2 separate regions of the Mus musculus genome follow, and region 1 is linked to region 2. Evidence: chromatin loops called from intact Hi-C (ENCODE). Cell type or tissue: left cerebral cortex. All regions are shown on one strand. Links, peaks and the distances in the headings refer to the core of each region. The heading gives the core; the rest is flanking DNA. Region 1 overlaps Nav3 (neuron navigator 3). Region 2 overlaps Nav3 (neuron navigator 3).

Region 1 (16,806 bases), core at 3,216-11,215, 99 kb before region 2:
GTATTTTATCCTAGAACTTTCAACTATTTGTGAATATTACAATATGTATAAACATAAGACACTTGTTGAAATATACTATTTTATAAATGTGTTTTATTTTATTACATATCACTATATTTTCATTTAATCTGTATAGCATAAAATAAAACAGTGTTGAAATTACGACACCATTGGATTTTACATAGATTCGAGGATTACTCTGGAAGTTTTAGTTCTTAGGACATATTGAGTCAGTGCTTGCTGATTCATTGTAGGTGAAGGCCCTTAAAAGGTTCACAGGACTGACTTCAGGAATTAATAAGAGTAAATAATATCCTGTAATGTTGGAAGTGGGGTCACTTTAGGTACCAAGAACCATATTTGAAGCCTCAGACATTAAACAGAAAGGACTATACATGTGAGCTCTTGAGTAAGACTACTATAATATCCAAAGTGACTGGAATAAAACAAGGGATGTAGTTTGGGAAGATAATGAAGCATCAGGAGACAGGCTCCTGTTTGAGAAATAGTGTTATGTTTTACAGGATTCATCAGAATTTTAGACCCTCCTGGGATTCTTCAGTGTGAATATGAATTTCATTTCATGTTGATTTCAGTTATTATATGATGTGTTTGACCTAGACATTCATTCTAAAGGATGTGTAATTAAGGTCTCATAAAAAATTTGTGTACATAAGGTTATCAGGGTCATAAAGAGATGAAGAAACAGGCAGAGAGAGTAGGTAAATGAAGAGCCAGCCATAGTGGTCTAACTCCAGCATCTGAGTTATGAACAATGCACTAGCTCTTTACTCCTAGACTTTTAGTTTATGCACTGAGAGTAAACATTTCACACATCACTCTTTGCCCACCTACCTTTTTTATTTATGTGTTTGTATATATAACCTTGAAGTAAATGTAATTTCAATTATATATCCAGCTATACATTTTCTGATGAAAACATAAATTAATATGCATGGCTTTGGGGAATGTATTTCTGTAAGTAAAGTGCCATTTATTGCCATTTAATCCTAATTTTAATAAATTAAACCTTTTGAGTGTTGAATCAATACATGTCCAGTGGTCACTATGCACCTTTTTAAATAATCCATACATTGTTTTAGTCAGTGAATGGACATAATCTTATTATAATGAGAGGGACATAGTACTAAGTCAATTATCCCAATAGCCATGTGTACTTTTTTTACTTTAAAAACTTACAAATGGAAAGTTTCTATCTTACTTATTCATTACTAAGAAGTAATTTTTTCTCAAAGTATTTATGCAGTTCATAAGAGAGTAATTAAAATGAGCATATATTCCACTATGGAAGTAAGTTTTACTGTACAGAGAAAATAATGAGGGCCCTGTTGTAATGCAAGTTCAGATTCAAAATGTATAGGTTGGGACTTGAGACTGTATGTCCCTTATAAGTCCCAGGTGATGCCAATGTGATTGGTTACCTGTGTGTTAGAAAAACACTGAGGGAATGAGTCAGTTTTAATAAACATGAGGATTGGAGAACTTAAGGACAGGTTAGTTGGTAGTCTAACAGAGTGACTACATACTGACTCATCTTCAGGGATTTAGTGGGAAAGGAAAAGGCCATTCATGAGCACACAGTAAATAATGATTGTATGAATAAGAATAAATAAATAAAAAAATGTATTGGAACTTTGGAGGTTTATGAAGACAAATCATGAGTTGGTTGTGGTGGGTGAGCTTGAAGATGATGCAGTTGGGCAAGTCTTTTAGATACCTGATATAAATGTTACCATATAAAGATGTTAATGCAGGAAATTTAGATGGACTCTTAATCAGAAGTGAAGAGATGACATTGTTTGAGGAAGCAGGCCATACTCTGTGTTGAGAAGGCCATGCCTTTAACAGTTGATGGAAAGATATGGAATGAAAGTAAGAGTGTTTGTGTGTGGGTCAGTTAGCCATGCTGGGAAAAGATGTAACAAATAGAAAACCTGATAGATACCAAGACATTAAAAAGTCCTGAAATGAATAAAACCCCAGTGATGTCCACAATAATTGCCTCACACATCTTCTCAATAACTTGTAACCCCAATCTTTAGGACCCTGAGAGTACAGGCTCATGACTTAGAGGCCAGCCTGTGCTACATACCATGTTCCAGGCCTGCATGAACTATGTAGAGTGACCATGACTCAGAAAACCAAACAGGACAAAAGAGGAGCGGTACATATAATTGGTTAGCAAAGGCAAGAGATAAATGGAAGATGCCAAGTATCAAGGAATTGAATGAATTAAGAGGTATTTTTTACAAAAACAGTCATCATGTGAAATATACTTTCACAGTCCATCAGAAATACAGCCATGAAGCCAAACTGACTTGGGCAAAGTCACTTAATATTTCTGGAACTTGCTGTTGCTTTTTCATTATTGAATGGCAGAATTATGTTATTTCTTTTAACATTATTCATCGAAATAATGTGCTAGCTTTTAGTTACTGGAAAGCCTGCTGTTTTGTTATCATGTTTACTGGTCTTGTCTATGTTCAGTGCAGGAGTATAAGAATAAGTCCCTAAATTGTAGGTGGTCCTTTTCCTGGGGGCAGTCAAGAGATTTCCTCCTCTTGCTTGCTTTTGAAATTCTATTTTTATTTATTTAACTTCTACATGATTGTATTGAAACAGCTTTGTTTTACATTTATTCTATGATTTTGTTGACACCCTAGTAGCTTAGCACTTGTCTCAGTTCATGGTATAGTTAAAATGCAGATTGTTTTGTACATAAATAGCAATGTATCAAACAATGGATGTGAAAAAGATGCGCTCTATCATCATGAAAATGCCTTTCAGATGAGAATGAGCGCCCTTTATTCCAGGCTGCAGTAAGACCAGGCATATTCACAATGCGGGCAGGAGCAGACAGAGAACAAAACACACTACCAGAAAGGAAAAAAAAAAAAAAAGTTTCTTTTGTCTAAATCCTCCTTGCTTAGCATCAGAGCAGCATGTGATTCTGTAGATAAAATAGTTCTCCTAGGAAGTTATTCTCCATGACAGCATCTACCCTCAGCTACAATGGGTGTACCAACAGGCAGTTGGATCTATAGAGTCTACCTTTTTTTTTCTAAACACCATATCTTCAACTTTTAGCATGATAAACATCAATTTAAGGTACAAATTTGTGTTTTGCAGATCAAGTGTTAATCTTCAAATTTGGTTTAAATAATCATGCCGTATGTTCCTTTGGGTGAAGTATTTAATTAAAAAAAATGGTTGTGGGGCTAATGGGGTGTATCAGTGTGTATAGGCACTAGTATACAGATTGGAAGACCTCCTAAGTTCAAATCCCTGAGCCTATGGGGCTAGTGGAGTATATCAATAGATATAGTCTCTAGTGTACAGATTGAAAACCTCCTAAATTCAAACCCCAGGCTTACAAGCTTACAAGAAAAAGTCAATCCCAGAATTATTCTCTGATACCACATATATTGTATGGCATAAATGAACCTGTGAAATGCATGCATGCGCACACACACATACTCTAAAATAGTTAAATATAAATTAAAATGTTTAGTCATTATCAGAAACATTAAGGTTTTTCTTTTTGTTAGAAATTAATTCTATTTATTATTAAATTTTTGAACACAGCTCTCTTTCAATAAAAATATTGTAATTTAACCTTCTTGTAAAAATTATATGCTATTAGGTATTAACCATAGCATATGGGTTATCAACTCAGTTTTTAATGAATTGCTTTTCAAAACATTTGCTTTAAAAGAGCAAATTAGAGATTTCATCTCATCATCTCTTCCTTTTACTATTCTGGAAATAGGAATTTTAGCCTGTAAATGAAACTTTAGAGTTTTTAAAAACGTTTTTAACAGTCAAAGGTTAAGGTTCTATAAGATAAAATAATATTATTAAGTATTTATAATGTCTAATATTTCTCAGCATAATTTTAAAGTCAGCACTTTTGCCAAGAGAACGGTGGTGCATTCATGGGGCATTCATAAGTGAAGCTCATAGCGTTTGTGTTGCATTACCATAATTTTCTGATTAATTTGTTCTTCATATATGTTTCTGTGTGTTCCAATTGCATTTCATTGACTCATAACTTTGTTGTAAGTTTGTACTTTCTCTCCATGTTCAAAGAATTCCTTTAATTCCATTTCTCTGTTTCTCCTCATACAGTCTGACAGCCAGATATGCAGCTCAGTCTAAACACAGTGGAATTGCAACCAGTCAGAAAAAGCCTACTAGGTCAGTTCATGTCTCTAATCTATTGTTTGTTAGTGATATTCACGTGAATGCCACTGATACTCTGTCCGGTCACTCTAAGATCTAGAAAACATGATTACTTCTGAGAGCCCTAAGTTTAGAGCACTCAGTGCTTCCAAGTGGACTTCCAGATGGAGACTGTGGGGTGAGTGGATTCGGTGGTTAAGTGGGTTTAGAGGTCTGGCTTTGCTTGAGATTTAGGAAATACACAGTGATGGTGGGCAGAGGCTGTGTCCTTCGTTTAGAGCAAGTGAGGAACAAGGACCTTATAAGACCTCCCTGATCTTTTTCAAGGTCTCAGAATCTGAAAGTTTCACAACAGAATTTTTAACTATTTTGAAAGAGGCATATATGGAGAAATTAACTTAAGATGAGAGTCTATCTAAAATAACCTAAAATTCTGCTTTTATAACATATGTGTGTGTATATACATATATATGTATATATATACATATATATGTGTGTATGTATGTATGTATGTATATATATATATATATATATATATATATATGCTTGCTTGTTGTTTATGTAATTGATAAAAAGGGATAATGGGAGTTCAAACCAGCTGAGCGAAACCAAAACAAGGGGTTGCACTCTCCTGTGTGCTGCTGTCTATGTTCCCACTCCCAGAGGAGCTATGTAGTGGTGGAATGTTAGCCATTGCTTCAGTCATGAATCAGGCTGCTCAATGCTCCCTTGTAAGGGATTCTGATAGCTTAAGTCCATGTGTGACTTTCCCTGGCTTTGTTTGTTCTGTTGTTGTTGTTTTGTTTTGTTTTTTTGTATGAATTTCCACAACGGTAAAAACTTATTCTGGGGAGAAATATATTTTAAAATTATTTAATAAAAATAGCAATAAATGGCATAAGTTGCTCTACTTGAGGACAGTGACATGCTAAGCATATGTGAATAATAAGCACATTTATGGCTCCTGTGCACACAGGAGTTATAAAACATATCCTAAGTTCTTTGTTCTAATACAGCTTTTCTCTGTCATGCATTCTCTCTCTCTCTCTCTCTCTCTCTCTCTCTCTCTCTCTCTCTCTCTCTCTCTCTCTCCCTCCCTCCCTCCCTCCCTCCCTCCCTCCCTCCCTTCATCTCATTTCCCTTTTTATTGCTCTGATGAATGATCGGGGGGGGGGGGGGGGGCTCTGGCTGCCTGGTAAATTAGGGTAATGAGAAGAGCAAATGTATCTTTTAATTTGTTTTAATTTGTTCTTCTGAGGACTGAAGATCACTTAGCTTCCTGGGTCACAGGAAAGATTAAAATGCATCTTAATTGCTTTCTAGAAGTGGGTCAAGTTTCATTGCAACCGGGGCAAGTTCCAGGACAAACTGTTTACACATGAGTTTGGAATGAATTTCAAAGTCTATGGCTATGTCTACAGAAATTGCTCTTATATTTATTGGGATTGGGACATTTGGCCCAATTAATTACTTGACTGCTTTTTGTGGGGAGTAGTCACTGGTACTGTAAATTCCTAATGTGTCTGGTTATGATGTTGTAGTTACAACCCCTTGTTGAGCTATTGGAGAAAAAAAACTAAGAGCTGGATCCATTTGGAAAAGATTCTAATCTTGCGTATGACACAACCTCTAACTAGCAAAATAGGTGAAGAGCCTATTTGTTAGCCATATGTGTTTAAACTCTAAGGTATATTTTAAAAATTGAAACTTTTAACTGTCTGTAACATCTGCCCATTTATTATTTGTATTTTCCTGAAGCTCATTGCATTGTGTGATTCTCCTGTTATAAAAGATACCTTTGTTTTAAGGGTTTGCTATTTTAAAGTCAGGTAGCATAGTGGAGTTGTGTTGAAACCTGTCCTGTTAAATAGATTGACATTTTGGACATAAAACATATAAAAATATTTAAAATTTTTCATTTAAAAAAATCTGTGAAAAGCTCAGCACTGTATTTCTTAGGTTTTGGATCGATCCATCTTTCTGTTCAAACAAGAATTTCCAGTGCAGTGTACAATCTTGTTCACACGGTGGCAGCACATGCCCACAAAGCCTTTGGTATTCCTATCACACATGTCAAAAGCTCCGGTTTTATTTCCTGTGGATTGGCACAACAGTAATGTAAGCTAGAAAATAGGTACAGTTCATGAAATAATTGACACGTGAAATTTTGAAGAAAAGCATAATAAAATGTAAATTGAGCCAAACTGAAACTTAATAGTAGCATTAATTAATCAAAGTGTCAGGTTTCAAGCATCAAGCTACCCTGTTGATAATAGAAATGGGGTGCCTGTCCACATGACTTGTCCTGCATGCATACAATGTCTTGAAACTGCCTTCAGTTCAGGTATATTTCAACTGTGTTCTACTAACAGTGATTTCCTTCCTCAGAGGCTAACATCCTGTTCTTGTCCTATGGGAGGAGGTGGCCACAGGTGAAAAAATCTCAGTTGCCTTTTTAACCAGAGAATGGAAGATTTTTGTGAGACAGCTCAGCTACCTATAGTATAATCATGACTTTGCTTGTGGCATCAAGTATTTATTGTAACTTAGTAGCTTAGCTAGTCAGTAAAAAATTGTTGTTTGCCTTTTGTTCAATAGTGTTTGTTGCCACTAATTTCTAAGTCTTTGGAAAAGCTACAGTAGCTGAAAATATGTTCCATAAACTGAAAGGAAAAATTAAGCAACTGCATATATCTAAGTAATATCACAGAAACTCTATAAGGTTAAATCTTACTGTTTTTCCTTGTCATATAATTTTACGGTGTTTTCAGTATAAACTTATATTCATTTAAGTAAGGTTATTTTTATAGTTAAAGTCTGCTTTATTTTATTTTTCCTATTTCGAGGACATTCTTATTGAGAAGTGTTACAAGATTTTTCTGATCGTCTCTTACTTTGTGTCCAGCCGTTTATCACTGTTTATCATTTTCTGTTAAGTACGTCATAGTTGATCCTGTATTGTGGGTTCTGTACCACCGCTTCTCGCTCACTCGTCCCTTCCCCTTAACTTCTGGAGTACACACTAATGATGTAATGTTTTTTATGCTATTTCAGGCTTCCAGGGCCCTCTAGGGTGCCAGCTGCGAGCAGCAGCAACAAGGCTCAGGGAGCCTCCAATCTCAATAGGAGAAGTCAGAGCTTTAACAGCATTGACAAAAACAAGCCTCCAAATTATGCAAATGGAAATGAAAAAGGTAAGTGTGTACCTGTCATGTCATCCTGCCCGGAGCCCAATGCATGTCTGGTGAATTGGCACACAATGCTTTTAATAGTTGATCAATGGAGCAGCTCGGGGGCTGGAATGTTATCAGAAGTTTCCCAATCCCCACCATCATGAATTCCAGTTTCCTTCTGGACCTTTCTATTCTGCAGAACATTTTAAGGGAATGAGATCTGTACTTTAAAATATATTGTTCACTACAGAGCCAAGCCTAAAATCTGTTTCACAAAAAAATAGTTACCCCAGATGCATATAAATAGCATTTTCTTATGTCTTTCAAGTTTTAAAGAAATTTCGTCCTAAAATCAAAATGCTATTTCTAATTGACTTGAGTCCTCATGTCACTTATCATACATGACAAAATGTGGGGAGCTGTTAGGGTGGATGCATCCAAAGTTGAGACACAATGGGCAGGCTATGGTCCTGATACCTGTCATCTCTAAACCAGGAGGATAAGGCAGACGGCTCCTTCACATTTGAGGCCATTGTGGGCCTATATAGTAAGTCCCTAATTAGGCAAGATGATGGAGTATGACCATGATTTAAAACAATAAGAACTACAAATAGCGGATATATGTTTGTGATAAACAACTTTTATTTGAAAGTAGCAGTTGTTGTAAATGTTATGACCTCGGCTTTCCCCAAGCACAAAATTGTCTGTATCCATGTTTTCTTAAAAATAAATACTTAATAAAAATATAAAATCACAAAAATGAATATGTAAAAAAGACAAGAGTATGGGCACATGAATGCTAGCTTATAGATGATCTGCATGCCACACAGTTCTCTACGATGTGCAAAATATACATTTTAAAAGATACTGGCTTGGACCTGCCCCTTTTGGACTAGGGACTAATTGAATGGATGTGTCTCTTGTAAACCAAATCCTGGGGGAATCAAGAAGCCGGGCTTTGTAAATACTGCGGCTACTAGAGCAGGGTTTCTAAGTCAGTAAAATTACTATTTCTATTCATAGGATCCTGCCTTATGTAGGAGAGTATATTAAATTAAGAAGTGATTCCTCTGTCTAATCAATACAACTACCAGGACGTTTAATTTGAATAGTTAAACCAAGTGTGTGCTACTTTGCACAGGTTAGATGGTCACCACTTGATTCAGTATGTACATAGGCTGGGTTCTCTCCTTCAGACAACAACAGGAAGAGGACAGTGTTGGAGGAGGTGCTTTTTGTGACAACCTTTCCTTTTGGCTGAGGCAAATTTTAGAAGATTATAATCCCTAGAGAGCAAAGTGGCAAATCCCTGAAATCCTCACCATTTTTACGTCCAGTGGTGAGACGGGACGTGGAAGTATAGTACTGTGTATTTTGGAGTCTAAGGATTTAAAATTAAGAATAAAGTCTCCTTCTGTAGACAAGTGTTTGAGCATTCAATGATTCGTAAGGACTTAGCAAGTTCAAAAGTTTAATCGCAAAGTTAATGCTGGCATAGCAGTGAGATCAATTAGCTTTCAGACTATGCTGAAACCCACTTGCTTTTTACATTCCTGATTTGCTATCGTGACCCATACAGGAATCCAATGAACAATTTGAAACAAGGGAAAAAATCGCTGTAGGGATCAATCCAAAAGAGATTTGGCTTTTTTTAAACGATACTTTATACAAATACAATTACTCTTCTCTTACAGACTCAGTAATTTTGAACATTGATTTTTTTCCCTTTTCATTTAAATTAAGGCATAATCCTAAAGGTTTTACTATTTTGGTAAGAAAGGAAATGGAAAATAAAAACACTACATGGAAATATTTTCCCTCATTTTTGACCTTAGAATGTGTTATACAGGTTCAAGCTAATTTTACAAATATATTATATACAGTTTGTAGAAGGAGCTTACAAACAGTGGTGTACAGAGACTACTACTATTTATTTAAAACACTCATGCTAATATACATATACATATGTACATATGCCATATAATAAATGAATAAATGCACATATTGTGTGCATATATGTTTATATATGTGTGTGTTGGTGATACCATATAAATACTATATTAGTTTCAACACATACACAAAACTAGTTCTAGAAAAGAGATTTATAAGTAGTCTAGACATTTTGACAAAGATAAGTTGTGAAGTGGTGGATTTCTGTAATTTCAAAGTCTTTTTACTTCTAGTATCTTGAAATAAAACTCCAAGACAGACAAACCATTCATTTCAAGGATGTTCAACTTCTACACAATTCTAACATTAGTGTGTAGCAATATTTCTCATCACCACAAGATGGAGACAGATACAATGTAGTAGGTGGCCTTGCTTGTTTAACTGAGAAAGTCAAAGGTGTGAGAATGTAGTATGTTCACTTTTCGCTTTAAATAGAAGTAACTGAAAATTTCAAACCATTTCGAAGCATAAATGAGGCATGCATCACCTGTCCCCTTTGGGTTGGAAGGGTATGGGAGAAGGATGTGCAGCCATAAACTGAATTGTGAAATATGGAAGCTACATTTTACAGATCATTTTACAGATTTGTAGACATTTGTTACATATAAAATATGGGCACGAAGTGTCTATATATTGCCAATAAGTTTAAATAGGCTCACATGATACAGTGCAGGCATCTGGAAACTGTTTGACTCATACAGTGTCCTTATATTTGAATTATTTATGTCATTGGATCCAATGCCATTTTATAATTATCTTGTGCTATTTTGTATTTCTAATAAATTATCTTAAAGTACAAGAACAAAAATATTATAAATATTACATTGGAATAAATTTTAACACACCCTGTCTCCTAGTTAGGGACACAAGCTTTAAGTTAGGATGTTTGGATTCAGTGCTTTGCTATTAGGACATTGTAGTGTTTACATGTCTTAGTTGCCTTTCTACTGCTGTGGAGACCATGACCAAGGCAAAGTATAGAAAGAAGAGTTTACTGAGAACGTAAAGTTTTACAAGGTTAGAGTCCAAAACCACCATGGCAAGGGGCCTGGCAGCAGCAGGCAGGCAGGCAAGGTGAAGAAGCAATAGCTTAGAGCTCACAAATTATAGGCAACAACCAATAGGCAGAGCTAGGGCAGGAAACACTAAGCTAACTGGGAATGGCATGGCTCTTGAAACCTCAAAGTCCACCCCAAGTAACATGTCTCTTCCAACAAGGACACATCTTCTAATCTTCTCCAAACAGTTCCTGCAGCTGAGTACCAAGCCTTCAAATGGATGAGCCTTGGGGATTCAAACCACCATATTAAAAAAAAGGCACCAACCAAAGAGTACACTTAGAGTGACCCATGGCTGAAGCCGCATATGTAGCAGAAGATGACCTTGTCAGGCATCAATGGGAAGAGAGATCCTCGGTCCTGTGAAGGCTCAGTGCCCCCCGTCTAGGGGAATGCCAGGGAAGGGAGGCTGGAGTGGGTTTGTTGGTGAGCAAGGGAAAGGGGAGATGGGATGGGGGGTCCTGAGAAAATAGGAAAGGAGATAACATTTGAAATGTAAATAAATAAAATATCCAAAAAAAAAAGAAAAAAAGGCATATAAATATTTAAAATTATTCAAGTTTTTAAATTGAAAATAGATTCTTCTCTCAAACTATACTCCCAAACTACTGTTTCCCTCCTTCTACTCCTCCCAGTTCTACCACCAACCTCCCTCTCTCTCAGTTCTACTCTCCTTCCATTTCATCTTCAGAAAAGAGCAGACCTCCAACAGACAATGGACAAGCAGCATCTTAAAAATAATTTTCAAAAGAATAGTCCATCAGCTAATAAATTGTTATTGTGTGTCCAAGAGAGATGGCAACTGTAAAAAAAAATTTTATAAATGTTATAGTTTTATAATGAAGGAGTTTAAGGTATATTATTTAAATGTTATAAATAAGATGGTTATTTCATTGTAGTTATTAGATATTGAAACATTTACATTTAATACTTTAAAATCTTTCACTTAGTACTTAAAGAAATTGAGTCTGCTAATTTAAAGAAATTGGTGATCAGGTAGCTTGAGACATGGGATTCATTATAATGTTCCATGAATGTTTAACACGATCCAGTTCAGTGCCAAGGATATAGATTCATAACAGAGCCTGGTGTGACTGAAACTTATGGTTGGGTGCCTTCCAATACTTCAAAAAAATCTCAAATTAAAATATTTCTTTTGTCTGAAGAATTAACCAAATAATTTGAGAAACCTCTAGAATTTGTAGTGTGCAATAAATATTTATTTATTCAAAGCATAGTAGCATTAGTTGATGTGATTGGGGGTGGAAGAATACAGGAGGAATTCTAAATGGTGTGACCCCTAATGGAATCAGTAGAGAAACACAAACCTCACTTCAATATCCAAGAGTATTCTAACACACATTCTGCCAAATGTATGCTCCCTTCAACACATGAGTTAAAATATAAGCTCACCTTGCCATAAGGTATTACTTGTAGAGATGACTGTGATAGAAGTGTCACAGTAGAATCCAGTGCCTTCACTGCTCTATTCAAGTGGAGTGTCAGGACAAATTTCTCAGAACAAATGGTGAAATGAAGAAAGTGTCTTTTGTTAAGCTTCCCAGAATCCTTCACTCTCTTCTGATCACCTGCCATTCAAGAGCTAACAATGAAAGACAAGATGATATCAGCGCTTATCTGAGCCTGTGCACTCTCAAAGAGCACTGTAGACAAATGCAACCTCTGAAGAAAACCACCTACCTGATCACTAGGAATTAGACCTCGTGAGAACCACGTTGTGACTCATTTGGACATACTCTTTATGTGTTTAGAGAAATGTTAACAAATTAGCTTTTGTTTTACAAAATCTGGGTGACACATTTGAAAGAGAATACTCGGTTATTGGAAATGTCAATTTCCCTGGTTTTGTGTGTGTCCCAGTTGTGAGCTACATATCTGAGTTCTGAGCTATAAACCTAGGTCACCTGGCACAGTTCCTTAGAGAGGAATTTTTCCTTGTTGCTAAGAGATTTGTCACAGTACCAGAGGGAATGCCAGAGCCTTCTCCCTGTTTTTCCCAGATGGCTCATACTCTAAGGAGGACAGAATCAAGCACCTTCTAGTGTGGAGCCTTCTGACTTTTAGTTATACCCAACCTGGATTAGTAGGGTTGATGTCAGAGATCTAGCAACACATTGACTCAATGTTGTAAGCCATTACAATTACCGTGAGATTTGCACTGTTTTTTTTGTTGAAATTCAGATACCTATTCTCAGCTAGGCATAATACATTCCTCTTAAGTACGTTTTCTGCTTGGTTCTTTTTTCCTCTTAATTCTTGTAAAATGAATAATAAAGAACTAAACTTTCCTAGATAATGCATATGTTTTAATACTTATTTATTTTAATATTTATTTGTTTTTGTTTTATGAATATGAGTATTTGCCAACATGGGGACACATATATCACGTGCATATCCTTGTGCCTATGGAGGCCAAAAGAAGCCATTGGAACCACCAGAAGTGGAATTACAGATAGCTTTGCATAGCCATGTGGGTCCTGGGAACCTAACCTGGGTCGTCTACAAAAATGGAAAGTACTCTTAACTACTTCAGTGCATAGCTTTTAATTATTATTATTTTGAATTACTAAGAATTTCATTGTGGTTATCATGGTTTTTTTTCCTCTTTACTATAAAATATATCAATACCATAATCTCTGAAATCTGTGTTTTCTAGTACTATATTAGCTCAACTATGAGCATATAAGAAATAATAAATATTATTGGGCAGCCCTGGTCAAATGCATTGCTGTTTATGTGCACATGCACACATACTGAGGAATTTCATTCCTTACTGCAAATAGTAAAAGCTGGCTGGTAAGTAGAAACATCCCAAATATCATATCCCTTCACAAAGTCGGTCTCTGTCTTTGCAAGTGGTACTGGTGAGCATAGGCAGAAAGGACAGCATCCAGGGTTTCTGTTGAGTCATTATGAAACAATGGCTGAAACATTTCACAAACCGGTAATTCCATTGTTTCTTTCCTTCTACAAATTACTGTGCTTAGGTGTCCTGTATCTGAGCTAATGTTACCATCAACATGTTGCCTGCTCCACAGGGAGCATGTTCCAAATAAAACACTAGCTTTCTTTTAACTAACTAAGAAACGTAGCAGTGAAAAATAGATGTACAAGTCTAGAATATTTTCTGTGGTTTTGTGTGTGTGTGTGTGTTTGTGTGTGTGTGAAGATATAGCAGTCCACAATGTAGAACAAAGCTCTAAACCACTGAAGTTCACCAATGGATCTATTCCTAATCTCCCCATGTCTGTTGCAACCACCATATTTATTTCAATGGATCAAGTTTAAGAGTAGATTGGAATTACTCCTGACTTAGTGATACTGGTATGGTTAGGAAGCCAGATGTTGATGTGTTAAGTTTAGATCATTTGTAGTCATGAATTTAGTATATAGTGTCATTTTATATATGAGTGATATGTGGAGCAAACTTTCAGAGTAGAGTTGTAGACTGGGCAATGTCTCCAAAGTTATTTATATTTAAATTCTGCTTAGTGGTGAAGAAGGCAAATATGATTCAAATGAATACTCATTTAGTTCCCTGGTGAGAAATATCATCAAAATTTCAGGGTTTATAGAAAAAGTATAGCACAGAGAAGTAGAGAATTCCTCTACCTATTGGGGCAGAATATGTCTAATCCAATGTTTTGGGCTGCCCTGAGTTCTTGCTATGTGTGTTACTGAGAGCAACATGCTTTGTTTCATAAAACTTCAGTTTTCTCATTCTGGCAAAGGAACTTATGTAACATGAATGATTGTTATGGGTTTTAATGCAAGGGCATGTTTACAAAACAATTTCACAAAATTCTTAGAATACTAAATTAAGAAGTATTTAGTGATTAGAGTTGGTGATGGTTGTTGGTATCTAGATGGTAGAAGAGGAAGATTAAAAGAAAAGTTGTCATTTGGAGACCAGAGATAAGAGGTATCAATCACTATAAACAGAAAAAGGCCATAAACATGCAAGGCACAATCAGATTGTTTGAAGGACTTTACATGGTCATATTTTCCTATATCAAGATATATTTATAGTTAGGAGCTAACTTATTTACCTTCAGAATCATATCACTGAATGCAGGATACTTACTTACTATTGAATATATAATTGGCAGAACCAAAGGTTCCCACTTGAATGACTCTGGAGAAGTGACAGACACTGCCTTTTCAGCTGTGTTGTTATGTACTCTACCATGAGGAGTCCTGGGAGATTTCCTTGCCCAGGCATCTGCCTGATACTCAGTGACCTGTGCTTTGTCCTTTTAAAGAATCCCAAGGCTCCTTATCGCTGCTGTATAAAGACAGACTGGGGACAGGCTGAGAGCTGAGCACTGCAGAGTGTCTTAGATGTGTGTACTCAACTGAAGCCAATTTTACAGCTGTTGCCATGACTGTTGCTGTGCTGTGTGAATGTCATAACCTACAGTCTCCTGGGTCTCATTCTGAGGTGTCGTGATGTTGAAGTTCCTCTTCTGTACTTGGCCGTCTATGGTCTACTTAGTTAATGCCCTTAGCTTGTTTTGGTTTTTTCTAAGAAAGGAACAGCATCACTTCTCTTGTCTATCAGCTGTTTCAAAAGCATTCTGACATACTCTTTCTGATTTTTATCCTTATCACTACTCCCACCTCCTCAAATTCAGGACACTTTTGACTTGTAAACAAAGTTGCAAATATATAGTAGACCCAACTAGTTTCATGGCTAAAATGAAGAGAAAGGGGACTAGAATCTATGGTGTGCTTTATGTGTTCTTATTGAATCTTTGCCACAAACATCTTAATCCCCAGATGAGCTCAGAGATGAGTAAGGTTTTCTCAGACTTCAATGAAACCAAACATATTAATACTGTGTAATTATGAAACATTACCTAATTTGACCAACATAGGTGTCATCATAATAAGAAGCAGGGAAATAAATTAATTCAATTCTATCTACTCCAAACATGGTCTGTGACCTGTAGCAATTATATTATCTGGAAGCTTAAATCTATAGTCTATTCAATCTCATGAAAGACCTGTTGAATCACAGTACACATGCACTAATATGTCCAGAAAGCAATGGATCCCATTAAACTAGGAGGTCCACTGTGCTATACACATCAGTCACTCAAATGAAGAAACAGGGTCCCACAGTGCAGGAGCCCTTGTTTGTGGTAAACTACTGACTGTGTTACTTAAACTCACCAAGTGTGCTGAACTAGAAACATAAGCTCTTCTCACCTTATAGGGCTGTTGTGAAAGAATAGATTTAAATACGGTTATTTAGAAATGTTACCGTTACTTTCCTTGTAGAATGGAAAGTGCCACAAATAGCTTTTGATGGCAAGGTGTTAGAGTTTGATGAAGTCAGGGTGATGTTTTCATGATCCTCTAAACTGTCTTTCAAGAAGAGCGTGCTTGGATTTTGGGTGACTGTATTTCCCCACAAATTTATTTTCTAGCATATGTATATAAGTCTTTATAAATGGAAGTAAATGGAAAAATATGTACTTCCTAAATGTTTCATGAGAAGTCCTCTTGCCTTGAGCACTTATATATCTTCCTTGTGTCGTCTGTCCTGGCTTTATTGGGCACCTCCATGTAAGCTCAGGCAACTCTCATTATCTCTACCATGACTTCCACATACCCTGCTCTTATGATGCTTGACCTATGTCACCATATAGTGAGGTTTGCCTTATGTCCGTTTTCTTTGCTCTAACATGATTATACTAAGAGTGCCTTAAATCCAGAAGCCACTCAGTAAATACTAGCAGATGATATGATTAGACTAGGTTCTGTAGATAGGAGAAATGAAATCAAATTGGTTAATATTCCTAGAAAAAGCAGAATAGAATGACAGTAATTTTGTAAAATCAGTAAACATGTAAATGTATGCTGAGAGACAGATAATAGAAGGTCTTTGGGGATCTCTAAAGTGTGGATGATAGTAGATACCCTTGTCTCAGGATTATCATGAATAAAAACAGAAATAGAGTTTAAATCTGGGGAGGTATCTCAGTGTATAAAGCACTCACAATGCAATTCCAAGGACCTGAATTTCATACTGGAGCCCATTCAAAAAGCCAAATGCACGAGTACACATCTGCAATCCTAACTTTTCTACATCTAGAAGAAAGGTAGAAGGGAGTCAGAGATGGGAAAACCACCTAACAGCTCACCCTGGCTAGCTAAAACTATACCATGAAGAAGTAGAAACATTAAGATCCTGTCTCAGAACAAATTAGGTAAGAAAGCAACTGCAAAAGTTATCTTTATGTGTGCATGCATGAGCAGGCATATAGACACACATATACATAAACACACACCACAAAATATAATTTTAGTGTTTAGTTTATGTTAATAAATACAGTTAATTTAAAGGCTACATCATAAACCATATCTAGTCAGATAACAAGTAGCGAATATTGTTG
Region 2 (16,806 bases), core at 4,473-12,472:
GAGTTCCCAAAAGCAGATGCTAAGCTCTGAGAGCACCTGGAAGAGCAAGACATAAATAAATAAATTAAATTAAAATTGGTAAACCTTTTTAGTTTAGTATATATAAGGCAGATGGGCCCAATAGAGCCTCTAGGTGGATTATAGGAACTGAACTAGGGAGAGGGGATTCTGGGAAGGAAGGGTAATTAAATGGTAATTGTTTTATCTATTTAGCATAGCTTATGGTAAGTTCACATTGCTAATACTGTTCTCACCTTCAGAGTGATGTCTTGGCCAGGTGGTAGACACAGTTGGATCAATCTTTCATGTTTGTGTAACTTGTAATGTTAGATTACTATCTAAGTCAGAGACATAGCTTTTATTAATGGACCCACATAAAGACCTGATAAACAATATGGTATCATGAACTCCACACATGCACCATGGCATATCCATGCACGCGCGTACACACACACACACACACACACACACACACACACACACATATGCATACATACACATACACACATGCACTCAAACACATGACATGCACATACTCACATACTTATGCATGCACATGTATGTGTATATGTAAGTAAATAAGTAAATATAAATGTCTTTTGCATGCCAACCCCTTATTAGATACAAGTTAACACTTTCAGGTAGTCTTTAACTTATCTCTTATTTTCTTGATAGGGTATATATACTTGTTAAGAAACTTGATGTTGAGTTTTAAATTGATACAGTGGTATTCAAAATACAATATTAATAACTTATATTCATATATTCAACATGACAAGTACAAATACTAAAAGAAATAATAAGTAAGCTATAAACTACAGTGAGGCCCATTGGACACGCAAACTTTATATGCCCCAGTACAGGGGAACGCCAGGGCCAAAAAGGGGGAGTGGGTGGGTAGGGGAGTGGGGGTGGGTGGGTATGGGGGACTTTTGGTATAGCATTGGAAATGTAAATGAGCTAAATACCTAATAAAAAATGGAAAAAAAACTGATAATTGTATCGACTTAGTTCTAAGTTGCAAATTACATGATCTATTTTTGCTAATTTATGAACCTAAAGCATGTTAGAAGGCTCTTTGAATTGGGAGATGTGGGAAATACAGGCTCTCTTCAGGCTCTTCGAAACCATGCATCCAAATTACGCTACCTCTAGTAAGTAATGCAGGTACTTTGGACTTGAAAACCCACCAATGCTTCTAGAGAAAAACTGAGTGACTCTGCCAACTGAGAAAGGATTCAATTCTGCTGATTTGTTTACTAAAGATGGGTATTTTTTTTCTCCCTTTTGGTGTAGAGAATAGACAGAACTACACTGCATGGCAGTTTTCTACAAGGAAGCTTAGACATGCGAGGCATTTGCTGATGCTGTAGCTAATAATATGGAAAGTTACAAAATAATATATAGGAAAGGTATTCATAAGATTTGGGCACTCATGAAAGTTGGGTATTTCTCTCATGGTATAAAATACACATTAAGATTTAATTGTTATTGATAATAGTCTGATTTATAAACATCTCTGCTAGTAATACATTATGTCAGTAAGTTCAATTTTCTTCTTAGATTTCTTTAGTGTCATATGAAACTAAGTAAGTCATTGTTATTTGCAACTTAGGATGGGGCTTCTATAGTCTATTCATTTTGTCCCCTTTATGATTTATTTGTGTTTTCATGATGAATATTTGAATAGTGTCTTCAATGTTTGGATCATTTGTGGAATGTGTTTAAAGCCATGTGTTCATTTCATGAGACTTACTTTTGCTTTATGTATAGTATGTATACCTATGGTGCATCAATTCATATATCAAAGCACAGATGGATAGTAATGTATCAACATGCTGGAATTCAGTCAGCAAATGAGCAGACAATGGTCTCCCTCTAACACACTGAAATCCCTACTGTCTTTCAAGTTATCTAGATATTCTGAAGTTTTTATGTGCCATAACTTCAAACACATTGACTGAATAATGGGGTCCAACCTAGCATGCACTTGGTTATTAATATAGCATATTTTATACTTATTTAGATAGCCAAACAAGTATGTGAAGAGGTTCATATCTTCATCTTATCCCTTTGGTAGATTTCCTTATGCACCCCATGAGACATGCTTTGTTTTGGAAGCTAGACCATAAAGGAGGAAAAACTTGTGATGGTTTAGCAGGGCAATGTAGTGACCAGATGTGATTATTTAAATTTTTTTTTCTGTTCATAAATAGTTTTGCATTCATGCATGCATGTATATCACATGGATAACTGGAATCCACAGAGGCCAGAAGAGAGTATCAGACCCCCCTAGAAGTGGATTTATAGATTGCTTTGAGCTGTCTTGTGGGTGCTGGGAACTGAGCTTGGGTCCCCTCCAAAAGCAGTGAGTCCTTTTAACAGCAGGGACATCTCTCCAGTCCCCCAACATGACCTTTTGTTTACTCACACAGAAGCAGCAGCTGAAGTTGTGTGGCAAAGGCCAAAAACAGGAATGCCAGATAGAAGGTTGTCTTGTGTTCTTTAGAATTGTGAGGGATAAGATGACTGGGTAAATTCTGATATTTAAACGAGATTGAATGGTTGTAATATTAAGATGGGGAAAGCGAGGAATGATTTTCAGATGCCTGGCTAAAGCAAACAGTTTTTGAACAAAGAATTACTTCTGGGGTACGTTATGATTCCAGGGTGTCTTTGTGGGTGGGGGCTGAGAGACTCAGCTGGCAAGTTACTCTTCTCTGTGTTTTTTATTCATGCTGCAAATGTTTACCTGAAACCCATGTCTTCCCGTTCTTCTGAAATACCAGTAGGGCTATTATTTAATAGATATGCAATTCTTTTTAATTATTATTAATCATTTTATTTGTTTACTTTCTAATGTTATCCCACCTCCCGGTTTCCCCTCCGTGAGTCCCACATCCCATCCCATTCCCCATCTCCCCTACTCCTCTTTGCCTCTATAAGGGTGCTCTTCCACCCACTCACCCACTTCCACCTTACCATTCTAGCATCCTCCCTACACTGGGACATCGAGCCTCCACAGGACCAATGACCTCCTTTCCCATTGATGTCCAATAAGGCCATTCTCTGCACATATGTATCTGGAGCCATGGGTCCCTCCATATGTGCTCTTTGGCTGCTTGTTTAGTCCCTGAGAGCTCTGGGTGGTCTTGGGTTAGTTGATATTGTTCTTCTCATGAGGTTCAATTCCTTTTAGCTCCTTCAGTCCTTTTCCTAACTCTTCCATTGGGGTCCCCGGGCTCAGTCTGATGGTTGGCTGTGAGTATTTGCATCTGTCTTAGTCAGATGCTAGAAGACCCTCTCAGATGTTCAGTTCTTATAAATATGTTTCCAAAGTGGATGTGGAGAAAATTGTCGCAATAGAAGATGCTTTTGTACAACAACACTGTGTGGAAATGTCGGGGGGTTCACATTGTTCATCCAGTGACTGGCTCATTGCTGCTTCATGTCTTTTCTTTAGCTGGGATGACAGCAGTTCTGTGAGCAGTGGCCTCAGTGACACACTTGATAACATTAGCACAGATGACCTCAACACCACGTCCTCCATCAGTTCTTACTCCAACATCACTGTCCCCTCCAGGAAGAACACTCAGGTGAGAGCCATCCTCTCTCTCTCCCCACTGATTCTGTCTATTTCTTTCTCCATTTCTTCTTTTGTAGAATTATGTTAAGTTATCGTCCAATTCTTTAATCTGAAGTATTTGCATAAGTCACATAAGCAGATATAATAAAGACCCACCAACACTGGAATCTGAAGTGTTTTTATTTTAGTCTTCCTGGAGTTGTATCTCTCAGAACTGTAGCAATGCCCATCCCAGCCTTTTTTGACAATCATAAGCAACTTCGGTAGATTCGCTGATGTCTAACCCAGAAAGACCCACATTGGCATTTTCCCTTCTTCTAATACTGATTTATTTAAAACTCAAGTTTAAGGACAGTCTAACATTTAATCTTTCTTGGTTAATCTAAAAAGAAAAAAAACCACAAACTACTGGGCTCACTTGTGACTGGTAAATCAAGAAAGAGCGTTGGATATATTCTATCTTGGCTTAGCTTCTTTTTTGGCCAACGTTTGTCATAGAAGAATCCCTTCCCGTGTGAAGTTTAATTAGGCTTTTCTGAACATTATTAATCCTGACATTCTCTAATATCTACAAAGGGAAACTCTATGGCTCAAATTGATGAAAGTAAGTGAGACCGTAGTTAAAAATAGAATCGTCTCTTGCGTTCTTCTGAAGTATAAATCAGTGCTTCATGGTTTTTTCCTTCCAGTTATCTGAAACTGCATTTCAGCTCTGGGTTCAGGCTTTATAGGTTTTCTTTCATGGGAAGGTTTTTCTTTACAGCTGAAAACAGATGCGGAGAAACGTTCGACAACAGATGAGACCTGGGATAGTCCTGAGGAGCTGAAGAAAGCCGAGGGAGATTGTGACAGCCATGGTGACGGAGCCGCCAAGTGGAAGGGTGCTACTTCTGGACTTGCTGAAGACTCGGAGAAGACAGGGCAGAAAGCCAGCCTGTCTGTGTCTCAGACAGGCTCCTGGAGGAGAGGCATGTCTGCCCAGGGAGGAACTCCAGCTACAGCTAGGCAGAAAACCAGCACAAGTGCACTCAAGACCCCTGGTAGGCTTGTCGCTTGGGATAGTCTCTGCTGAAGAGGTTTTGTTTTGGTTTGGTTTGGTTTGGTTTGGTTTTGGTTTTTCGAGACAGGGTTTCTCTGTGTAGCCTTGGCTGTCCTGGAACTCACTCTGTAGACCAGGCTGGCCTCAAACTCAGAAATCCACCTGCCTCTGCTTCCTGAATGCTAGGATTAAAGGCGTGCACCACCATGCCCACCTTCTGCAGAAGAGCTTTAATCTGTGATCCAGTTTGACATCTGTGTTCATGTGCATTAGATCTCCCTTTAATAACCAGGTTCTTCTTAATGATTGTATAGTCCACACACTTTGTCATATAGGCCCATGGCATTATGACAATCTGAGAGGCCTGTGGAGATCACACTCATAGCGTGGGGTTGCTATGTGCTGTATTTCACTCTGCGTCACTTTAGGTCATGGATAGGTACAGTATTAATTCTGAAAATATAATAACTGACCAAGACAGCTCAGTCAGTCAACTGGGTCTCAAGGGAGGGAGGGAGGACTGAAAGGACAAAGACAATTAGACAGCACTATAACGTGACTCCACCCAGTGCTGCGGCTGACAATTAGACAGCACTATAACCTGACTCCACCCAGTGCTGCGGCTGAAAGGGCTTATTTCTTTCCCAGTCTGCTTCTATACTATTTTAAGTACATGCAAATAATAAGGTTAGTTCTAGGTCATAAACAAAGTAGTTAAGGAACAAACAAATAGTAGACCAAAAGGCCTTGTGATTGCCGTATTCAGGGTCTTAATAAGACCCATCAAGATACAAAGAACACACACCTCAGCTATATCATCCTGAGACTACTTCCTGAGTCCTAACCTGATATCAAATTCCTGCCAAATTCCTAGACGGGGACCTGAAAGCTCTCCACAAATATCTCACTTTCCTGACTTGTTAATGAATATGTTTAGTATTGATTGTGTGAATTCCACTCCCTAGAACCACAAACCTGAGAGCTGAAAGCAGCCACACTAACCTGAGAGTTACAGTGCTCAGCATGGCAGCTTCTGTTCAGCTTGATGAAAGAAAAGAGTGAAAGAATCCTGCTCAATTGCACCATCCATCTTCTAGGACTCTCCCCATATTTTATAAATAGTGTCATCTGAAATGTGGTATCATGGGGCACTTCAGATAATATCATGATAAAGGTAGTGAGATTAACTTTGTGTCTAGTACTTAGCTAGAGAGGAAAGAGTGGCATCCCTCTGAGGCAACATTGTCATAAGATACAAGACTTTAACAAATATGGAAGTACCATGTTTACACTCTATCACCCCAAGTTCATCACAGTGCCTCTGACAGCCATGTTTTTTTCTAGCTTTGCACTCAATCCTCTCATTTTATTAGAGTGCATGCCTATTTAGATCTGAAACAAGAAATATTTCAGAACCGAGGTGATAGAAAGAGCTAAAGAGCATTCATGATTTACATTTGGCTTTGGACGTGTTCTCAGGTGAAAATATTCAAACGAGCATATTTGCGTGTTTCTCTTTAATCAGGGAAGACAGATGATGCCAAAGCTTCCGAGAAAGGGAAAACTCCTCTCAAAGGATCATCCTTGCAAAGGTCTCCTTCAGATGCAGGGAAAAGCAGCGGGGATGAAGGGAAAAAGCCACCGTCAGGCATTGGAAGATCGACAGCCAGCAGTTCTTTTGGATACAAGAAGCCAAGTGGTGTAGGGGCTTCCACTATGATTACCAGCAGCGGTGCCACCATCACAAGCGGTTCAGCTACACTGGGGAAAATCCCCAAATCCGCTGCCATTGGTGGGAAGTCCAATGCAGGAAGGAAAACCAGCCTGGACGGGTCCCAGAATCAAGATGATGTTGTCCTGCACGTGAGCTCGAAGACCACCCTCCAGTACCGTAGTTTGCCCCGCCCTTCTAAGTCCAGCACCAGCGGAATCCCTGGGAGAGGTGGCCACAGGTCGAGCACCAGCAGCATTGATTCCAATGTCAGCAGCAAGTCAGCTGGGGCCACCACCTCCAAACTGAGAGAACCGACTAAGATCGGCTCAGGGCGCTCGAGTCCAGTCACTGTCAACCAAACAGACAAAGAGAAGGAGAAAGTAGCAGTGTCAGATTCAGAGAGCGTTTCCTTGTCAGGTTCCCCCAAATCCAGCCCCACCTCTGCCAGTGCCTGTGGGACTCAAGGGCTCAGACAGCCAGGGTCCAAATATCCAGATATTGCCTCGCCCACATTTCGAAGGTAAGGGTATGTAAAGAGATGTTGGGAAAACATAAAAGGTAGTATATAGCATGTATTTATTCTGTACGAAACTATTTTCATGTATTCTAAATATTCTAAGATTCTGTATCTTATACTTGTCTAAAATATAGTGATTTTATTTTGCTGATTGCACCTGTTGCTAGTGTAAAAGCATTGCTCATTTAGAGAGTGGTTAGCCTTTCAGCTATACAGCCAGTGTGACACTAAAATACAGATACCACTTGTAGCGGGCATAAAACCACATGACTGACTATTCATAGAAATAAAGTGATAGCTTGTAAAGATATTTAGTGATTTCCACCTCTCCTTTCCAGAATTAAAAAAAGCAAATTGCATAGATCTTTATAAACACATTTACTTCTAGTGTATGTTATCTTGTTGACTCTTAATGAAATGGCAGTTATGAATATAGATGATATATTCTTTCTAACAGTTTATAAGAGACCAATTTATACAGTACCAGATCTTAACATAGTAACAATAACAGCAACAAAAACAACCCAAAAAGCTATCAAAGTATGGTCTGATTGCAGAATTTGAAAACATTTACATGTTTGACATAGGACAAGAACTCAGGAGTGAGGTGACTTTTTATAAGTCTTCATCAATGTCCTTTTACAGGAACCAGGAAGCATATCTGATATATGTGTCAGGATTATCACTTTATTAATTATGTGAAATTCTGTTTAGAAATCTACCTGATTTTAAATACTTTAATATAGTAGGGGTCAAAATTAGTTAATGAGTTAAGACAAGTTGTTAAATAATCCTGGCTCTGTTTTCTCATCTTCAAAATGATAGAGTATAATTTATCACCTCTTGTTAAATATTTCAGGTTTGTGTTTATTCTCTTGATAACTTTGATCTCTTAGAAGAGTCTTGAAGAATTTACATTAAGTAATCTTAGAAACATAACTATTTGAGAAACAGTAGTCAAATTTTGTCATTAGAAGTATTAACTCTGAAGAATGATTTGAAGTGACAGTTCTTAGAAAGAATAAATTATAGCTTGTAGCAAGAGTAAATATTTTCACTGCTTGTGTGAGAGCCAAGAGCGCCCTCTTGTGGCCCATTACCTATGAAACAATTTCTCATATTCGCCCTAGAAATCTTCCACTGCAGGAAATAATGGATTTCATTGCCTCTGAATTAGTAACCATTCTGCCATTTCTTCATACCATTTTATTTCCATACTTGCATAAATTTGATTATGTCATCTGCTTCATTTACAAAACTAAAATGTTTTCTGAGCTAAACTCCAGTAGCTAACTTAGTACAAATGGTATTTTTAAATCACTGCTATAAGTATATATATTTGAATAGCTCTGGCAACGGACGGAAATCCCTATGGTCTTTCCATGGGAAGATACAAACCAATCCATAAGTTGTCCAGCAATATCCAATATTTCCAGCCCAGCCAGTCAGGCCTCTTAAACATTACCTTACATATTTGAACCTTTCCTTAAATGTCCCCTTTAGACAATCTATTTTTTAAAAAGATGAAAATCCATTTAAGCATCATATATCGAATGCGTAGAAGTTGTTTCATTATAATGGTTCTGCAGATAGGTAATGCCAAAACGGCCAAAATATTTGATCACTAGAAGCGTAAAAGTCAAGTACAATCATGTTGACTTTTTTTCCAAGGTGGGTTCACTGCTGCCCACCTTGGTTCCAGGCCAGTGCTTACTTAAGATATCGTAAGTGATTTTTTTTTAATTTTTAATTTTTTAGTAGTTGGTTAATCAAAAGCCAGTCATGTCACCTTCAGGAACATAGAGGCTGGACGTGCTTGGCAGCTCACGACTCCAAAGCACACTTGGCTCTGTGGACTGAAACCCTAGGAAACGTGGATGTGAGTCTCTTGGAACAACTCAAGTTGTTATTTGTTTTTCTTTTAGGTTGTTCGGTGCCAAGGCAGGCGGCAAATCTGCCTCCGCACCTAATACTGAGGGGGCGAAGTCCTCCTCAGTAGTGCTCAGCCCTAGTACCTCTTTAGCCCGACAAGGCAGTCTGGAGTCACCGTCGTCCGGTACGGGAAGCATGGGCAGTGCTGGTGGGCTGAGTGGCAGCAGCAGCCCTCTCTTCAATAAACCCTCAGACCTAACTACAGATGTTATAAGCTTAAGTCACTCCTTGGCTTCCAGCCCAGCGTCGGTTCACTCTTTCACATCCGGTGGGCTTGTGTGGGCTGCCAATCTGAGCAGTTCCTCTGCCGGCAGCAAGGACACTCCAAGTTACCAGTCCATGACTAGTCTCCATACGAGCTCTGAGTCCATTGACCTGCCCCTCAGCCATCATGGCTCCCTGTCTGGACTGACCACAGGCACTCACGAGGTGCAGAGCCTGCTCATGAGAACGGGTAGTGTGAGATCTACTCTCTCAGAAAGGTGAGCTTTCCTGGAGGCATCCATGAGTCCTTATCCCCTTCTTCCTGCACTGTGACCACCACCCTACCCTACTAAATTCCCCCGATCCCCACTGTGACTAAAACTATGCGTTGACATAAAATTGAACTTAAATTTACAGTTAATATTGATGAGACCAGTCTTATTCTTCACTCTTATTATCAAATTTGCAAAGGTAAAAAATTATTATCAAATTTAAGATAGGGTGATTGGATAATTTGCTTAATACCAACATTTTTAGTGAATAGGCAACTTGCATAATATGTGCATAATATATAAATATTAAGGTATAAATATAAAGTATGCATTCATGCAGTGAGTGAGTGATATCTTCTCAAGACGTTTTTAATGGTTGGCTTGAGATTGAAGACAACACAGCTCCTTGGAATGATTAAATCTCTGTTAATGACCAAGTTCAAATGGATTCTACGGTTATGCTCTCTGAGGAGTATATTTGAGCAGCAGCCCTCTCTTCAATAAACCCTCAGACCTAACTACAGATGTTATAAGCTTAAGTCACTCCCTGGGCTTCCAGCCCAGGGAGTGACTTTCAAATTTTAATATTTGAAAATTTAAAATATAAGTTAAATCCCTTGTCAAGACATAGTCTGCAATGCCCAAGTTGTCCATTAACTAATTATTTCCAAGTATTTTCTTCTGGATTCTCTTGCCTTTGTGAAATTCAAAATTAGGAGTGAAATACGGCCTCGTAATGTTCTATCACCTCGGTGTACACTAAGAGTCAGCAAATGGCCCTTCCTCTACCTAGAAGTATCTGATACATAAATGAACCATTGATGCTCAGTACGTACTGTGAGGGTCTTGGAAGTACAGAGTGTATGCTTCCTCATTCATAAAAATTCTGAGCTGGGACAACTGGGCTCTACAGACTAAAACATACCCACTTCCCTTTTTGTTTGGTGATAACACCCATTGTAAAATGAACTGGTCCATCCATCCAAAGAATCAAGCTGTCAATTGCATCTCAGATTCTAGCTTCAGTCGTTACAAAGCGATCACACGCCATGGATAAAACTTATGACAAATAAACGTAATTATATTTAAAATGTATTAACAGTCTTATTTGAGTAAATGAATGTATCCTGGTTTTAGAAACACAATATATGAAGCATTACAAATTAGCTGACATCCAAATCAGACAAACAGGTCATACTTCATTAGCCATAATCAAGCTCCAAAATACAAATAATTTTAAAATTATAAACTTGAAAATATAATATTGATCGCGTATAGCTATCAATCTCTTCCTTTTGCATTCAAACAGTAAATACTAAGAAACATGGTCAGATGCATAGTTTTAATCAAGAACTTGTCAAATCAAAACTACATCTTAAGATCAACAAGTTTTATAGCTGTAGTGGAACTCAGTTTCAATAAATTCTTTCACAGTTTAGCTCCACTCTATAAATATGTTAATTATCGAAATATAGCAATAACTATATGGTTAGTTACTGTTTTAAAGCAAATCATTATTCTAGCTGTAGAATAATGGAAATCGATTAAGTTTTAACTGAATATAAAAAATATTGAAATACAGACTTCTAAAATATGATTTAAGTGTATTAGTGAATATTACATATATGGAGTGTGAATATCTCAATAACATATAAGGCTGACAGTAGCCAGATCCTTTCAGCAAATGGTTGCATTGAACATTCTTTTAATATTATGAAAACATGGTGTATATTCTTTATTTTTCCTGGAAGGAAAATTCAAAGTCTATCTGTATTTTAACTCTTAAGAGTTTAACCTTTAAGAGTGCATATGAGGAAGTGTGTGGTCTATTTAAGAAAATCTTATGTGCAGATCCTGACATAACTGCTCAGTTCATAACTAAATTGAAACTATAATATTGTGTTAAAGTGTGATTTTTTTTTAAAAATAAATTTGAGACACACATGATAGATATTGAGGAATATATAAGTTCTTGACTTCTCTTTTTATACTTTGATCTTCACATCCAAGAACTAATAAATAGTTCAGTGGGTTTTCATAATAATTCCAACTTTTACATATTATTCTTCCCTAAAATTTAAAAAGTAAAAAAAAATAAATGAATACAAATGAAATTTTTTTTTCATATTTCCCTGCAAACAAGATTTAGTCATTGGTGGTTATTTGACTATAACTAACCCAGATTGCTTTGTTTTATTCTACTTTACTGTGACATATATATATATATATATATATATATATATATATATATATATATATATATATATATAATTTTTTTAAGTAACTTAAGTCATAGACAACCTTAAAATTTTCTGGTTTGTCCTTCAATGTGAAATGTGACATCTGTGTTATGTATTACAATCCTTGGCCGTAGACAGTGCATGGATTGATATCCCCACTGTCCTCGTTGTCCTGACCTCCCTAGCCATGGCTTATATTGGAGTTGGCCATTCTTGACCCTTTGCAGAAAGGCCAACAGAGTGTTGTCATGGATTTCTAAAGCAGTGGTTCTCCACCTTTGTAATGTTGCAACTATTTATTACAGTTTCTCCTAGTGTGGTGACCATAAATTTTTTTTTGTTGCTACTTGGTAAATATACTTTTGCTACGGTTATAAATCATAATTTAAATATTTTTGGAGATAGACATTTGCAAAGAGGGTCACAACCCGCAGGTTGAGAATCACTGGCCTAGAGTTTAGGAAATGGTTCTATATTACTCAATTTAAAGGAATTATTTGCTCTGTTATTTCTTTAAATTTCCCAGTAACATATAGACAAGTAATTTTTTATATAACCATATCAACAAGTAATTGCTTTATACAACAGTGGCAAAATAATAGTAACATTCTCACTTTCTAAAATATTTTAAAGAAATCATCTTTAAAATGGCTTTAGATTACATCAATACACAGACCATTTAAATTCATATTTAGAAATTTCTTATTTGTTTAGCATAATTCCTTCAGTACATTTATTTCCACTAGTTAGGAAATTCTATAATCCCAATGTATGACCAGAACCAATCATTGGCATGGTGATTACACCTTGCATAATGGGTGGAGTGCCCGCGGAAGAAAACATTTTAGCTTTGATTTCAAGTGATTCAATTTTAAGTCAGTCTGTCTGCATTCGTGTTCTGTCATCCCCATTGTGCACACACTGTGTGTTTAGTTCTGATCATGTGATGTTCTAAACAAGCGAGCAACCATTATGTATACCCACTTCCATTTTGTGCTTTGCTAATCTGCATGCTAGAGACTAGAATGGAGCCCTCCCTCTCTTCTCCATTTTCAGGGAGTCCTTTTGCTCTTATTTAGCCAGACCTTTCTAGCCATATGTCTGACTGAGTGGGAATTAGTTAAAACAGTGATGGTTGATGGTAAAGTATGCAATCCTTTTAGTACCCAATCAACGACTTATGAAAGATGAAATAGCTTCACTTCGTTAAAAATATTTTCAATGAATTATACTGTAAACATTGTTCAAAGAGAATACTTGTTATATATTAAATTACCTCTTGTATGTCCATGGGAGACAAAGCTACCCTTATTCTTATTAGAAATAACCAGAAAAGGAAGATACAACTACTATGTGATTTTTTTTCACGTTCTCTTATTAGTGGGTCTTGTCTCTTTGACAGCAGGTATCAGGTCTTCTCATTGTTTATCCTGCATAGGAAGTGGAAGTAAAAGTTTAGTTACCTGCACAGGAAAGGGGGGTTACCCCGGCATCCACAGGAAAGTTGTGCTAACATGACTTAAGAATGAATTTGCCTTCTAATTGTTTTGAGTGTCACTAGGATAGAAAGAAATTCCGTATTTATTGCACTGACAAAGATCCAGTCAGCCAGTTGGCCTTTCCAGTCAGCTCGGTATTCATGTGCGCATTAGCCGTTGGTTACTTTGTATAATTTGGAGGATGCAATTTTGTTGGATATATGATTTGGAAATTTTGTTTGCATTATGTCCTTAGGGGTTTTCTTTGTTTTAACAGCATGCAGCTTGACAGAAATACACTACCCAAAAAGGGACTAAGGTATATATTTCTCTCAGCACAACTGCTGCCTTTTCTGTTGTTATGTAAACTTCTGTGCTGTCTCTTTATTCTTCCCATTTGTTTGCTAACATAGCACCCAACAAGGGAGATGAAATCACTTTTAATCTTGATGCTTCCTCTGGCTTCAAGTGTAGGTGACTGCTCCTTTAGGAAGAGATGTCAGTGAGGATGGAGGTAGTGACTCCCATGAATCCCAGTAGGGATATCAAGATTATGAAGTATTAAGAGCTTGTCAAAAGTGAAACTGGGGAGGTGACTCAGTTGGTAAAAATTATTGTTAAGCAAATGTGAAGGCTGGAGTTCAAATACCAGCACCCACATAAAAGATCTGAGTCTAGCCACATGGTCTGAAACGCCAACATGGGCAGTAATGGAGACAGGAAAATCACTGGTTCACCTGGCCGCTCCCATAGCTCTGGGTTTGGTGAGATCGTAGAAACCCTATTTCAAAGGAGTAAAGCAGAGGTAATTGGGTATGATACCCAATTTCTTCCTCTGACCTCCACAATCATGTAAAAACACAACACACACACACACACACACACACGACAGCCATACATATATAGAAAAACAAAATTTTACATATGTAAGAAAAATAAAACTATATAGTCTGCACTTGTGAAAAATAAGGATGAAAGGCTAAAGTATGCTATAAATGGAGTAAAAAACAATTATCACAGGGCAGGTATGACAGTTAAGGTGTTATTTTATACACTATTTTATAAAAACTTAGTCCCAGTATCTGCTTTCCACCTCTGCTTTTATTAATTACCAAATTCATTTAAATTTCAATTAGTCTAATGCCATTTAGCAAGCCCTAAATAGTTATTCAATTCAGAATAAGATAAACTGAAATATTGAGTTCATGTGCATGAACCTATCTTACACATTTCTTTTTTTTTTTTTTTTCCTGAGAAAGAGATGTAGAGAAAACAGCTCACAGGGACAGTGTGCTGAGTGTGACAAGTGTCATTTTAACCAAAGAACTGAAAGAAAACTCTAGCTATCAGTGTGTGCCATTTCCTATGCTGTTCTGTAACGTCCCTGTGCCTCCCTCGGCTTCTGCCCTACCGCGGTCTGCCATGTTCTCACCTCACGTCCTTCCAAACACAGTGCTTGGGGGGGGGGGGGGGGCTCCTTCTCCGTTAACCTGGCTGTCTGCTCTTTGCTTGTGACTTTCAAGTCCATATCTCACAGACGCATCATCATTTTCTTCTCGAATGCCACTATTTATTTCCGCTGTGGGCTCAAGCAGATGGTGCCAAATACTCTGGAGGACTTGCAATTGTAATTAGATCCAATCTGTTTGCGATTGTGCTCGGTTTGAGCAGTAAGCTCCTCTTGACTGTTTTCTTGTCCTGGTATTGCCTTGTCCTTGTCGATGTGCTGAAGTGTCTCAGCTGTGCTGTTTTGCAGATACACCCCATCATCTCGGCAGGCCAACCAAGAAGAAGGCAAAGAGTGGCTGCGATCGCATTCCACTGGCGGGCTGCAGGATACTGGCAACCAGTCTCCCTTGGTCTCCCCTTCTGCCATGTCATCGTCAGCCACCGGAAAATATCACTTTTCCAACTTGGGTAAAATATTCTAAATTGTCAATTCTCTTCCACTTCTTTCACAACCTGCTATCACAGGGATTTTGATGACAACCTAGAGAAAAAAAATAATAAAGCCTCCGCATCCTGCCTACTGTATACAGAATAATTTCCAGATAGTATGTCACTTATTTTTAGAACAAATGTTTAATTTCAGTAGTTGTAATTAATATAATTATTATTGTTTTGAGACTAAAACTGAGCTATACAAAGCAGACCAACATAAGTATCAGAAGCGGGGATAAATCACAGAACACCGGATCTCAAAACCAGGGTCCTTTCCATTCCGTCTCAGTGCCCTTATTTATATTCAGTAAAACATGTTAGTTTTTGTTGCTGTTGAACAAAATTAATGATCGTTACGTAGACAAAGAGAATATGGAAATAATTAGGCTGAAAGTAATATGCCATTATGTGAATTCAAGATCATTTCTTGAAACATGATTGAAATCAGAATGCTCAACAGGCATAATATGTCATTGGAGACGGCAATCTGTGAACATTTTTAGGGGACTATATTGGAAGCTAAATGGCTGTCTTAGCCATTAGCATCATTTATAGGAAGTGAGTTCATTTATATAAATATCGCAGTAACAGAGAAGACTGAGAAAACACTGAAACATATCTAAATAAGTCTGTTATCATTTAAAAGACCCAGTGATGATGTTAAAAAATACCAATTTCTTGGACCGGAGAGGTGGCTCGAAAGATAAGAGATGGTGCTGCTCTTCCAAAGGACAAAAGTTTGTTTCCTGGTGCCCACATAGTGGATCAAAGTCTCCTGTAACTCCAGGAGAATGGAGTGCCTCCCATCTTCTCCCAGTACACATAGCTGCACACACACACAATAATAATCATAATCATAACTATTATTATTATTATTTTAAAATTGATTCTTCTGTCTAGTCACATATGTTGTAGTCTCATTACTACATCTTTCATCAGGTAAAAAAACATAGTTTCAATAATGTCACCACAAATAGTTAACAATATAGCAAATTATACTCTTCAACTTTAATCCCCAAAGGACCCAAGGCTGAATCATTCCTATTCCAGTTTTTTTCCACTATAACTGCTGGGCTTTTGAGTCATAGACAGTGACCTTTACCATGGTCCCATATGAGCTACTGAATCTTTATGAACATCAAGGCTTTGCTGTCATTTAAAAGAGCAAGGATACTTCTTTGCCCCACAATGGCAGTGGATTTTCAACTGTGTCATCTTAGTTCCATCTCCAGATTCCATACATCTCTTTAAAGTTAGGTTACATAAGATTTTCTAATTTAAGACAGTATCATAATGCCACTGGTTTACAGCTATATAGAGAAGGGAGGGTATGGAATCTCTTGGAGTTATTTAGAAAGCTTGCCCCAGAAACTGGGGAAAACTTAGTCAGCAATGTGCACATAAAAATAAATTAAATAAGTATGTCAACCACAGTCAGTTTCCCATTGGTGCCTGGTCTCCTACTCACCAAACATAATTTCAATAAATTCGACAGTTTTTCTCTGTGTGTTCAACTCAAGGCCAGGTCAATCACGTTTTATTAAGAGATTGGCCCATCTGTTTCTCTCCTGTACAGAGATCCTCTGTGAGTCCTGCCTGTGACTGGACCTTAAAGATCACATAGTTTCTCATTATTTCCATCATTCTCTTAGGAGTAATATTTAAATATTTGACCAAGTTAGCTTTTTAAAAGCACCAGTATAACTATATTACCACTTTTCTGTATTCTATTCAAAAACTAATTTTATCTATGTGGCTTTTCTCCACTTTAGTCCTCTCCTGTGGTGGACATTCATGAAATAAGATACTATGTTACATTTCTCTTCCAGTCCAACCATAGAAACAGCAAACCTTTCATTAATGATATAATTATACATTCTTAA

What was found. Peaks named below come from ENCODE experiments on the same cell type or tissue, not always from the same donor. Only the 100,000 strongest peaks of a DNase experiment are listed, where the experiment ranks them.
Region 1: it touches region 2 in a loop (8-fold over the local background); 23 of 42 quality-filtered maps call a loop at or near these places.

What each region holds. Positions count from the first base shown.
Region 1 is chr10:109,854,343-109,871,148 of GRCm38, reverse strand. It overlaps Nav3 (neuron navigator 3), which reads left to right. Exons shown (of 38, transcript NM_001368815.1): 6 at 4,150-4,218; 7 at 7,258-7,397. Among named protein-coding and RNA genes, the nearest start is that of Nav3, 140 kb to the left of the region's middle. In left cerebral cortex, for the core only: CTCF peaks have their summits at 6,229 and 9,663 (motif pointing right); DNase peaks (open chromatin) are centred at 6,229 and 9,688; H3K4me3 peaks cover 218 bases.
Region 2 is chr10:109,756,982-109,773,787 of GRCm38, reverse strand. It overlaps Nav3 (neuron navigator 3), which reads left to right. Exons shown (of 38, transcript NM_001368815.1): 13 at 3,464-3,596; 14 at 4,350-4,626; 15 at 6,151-6,859; 16 at 8,782-9,270; 17 at 13,260-13,301; 18 at 14,739-14,899. Among named protein-coding and RNA genes, the nearest start is that of Gm40757, 170 kb to the right of the region's middle. In left cerebral cortex, for the core only: a CTCF peak has its summit at 7,944 (motif pointing left); DNase peaks (open chromatin) are centred at 7,955 and 8,988; H3K27ac peaks cover 642 bases.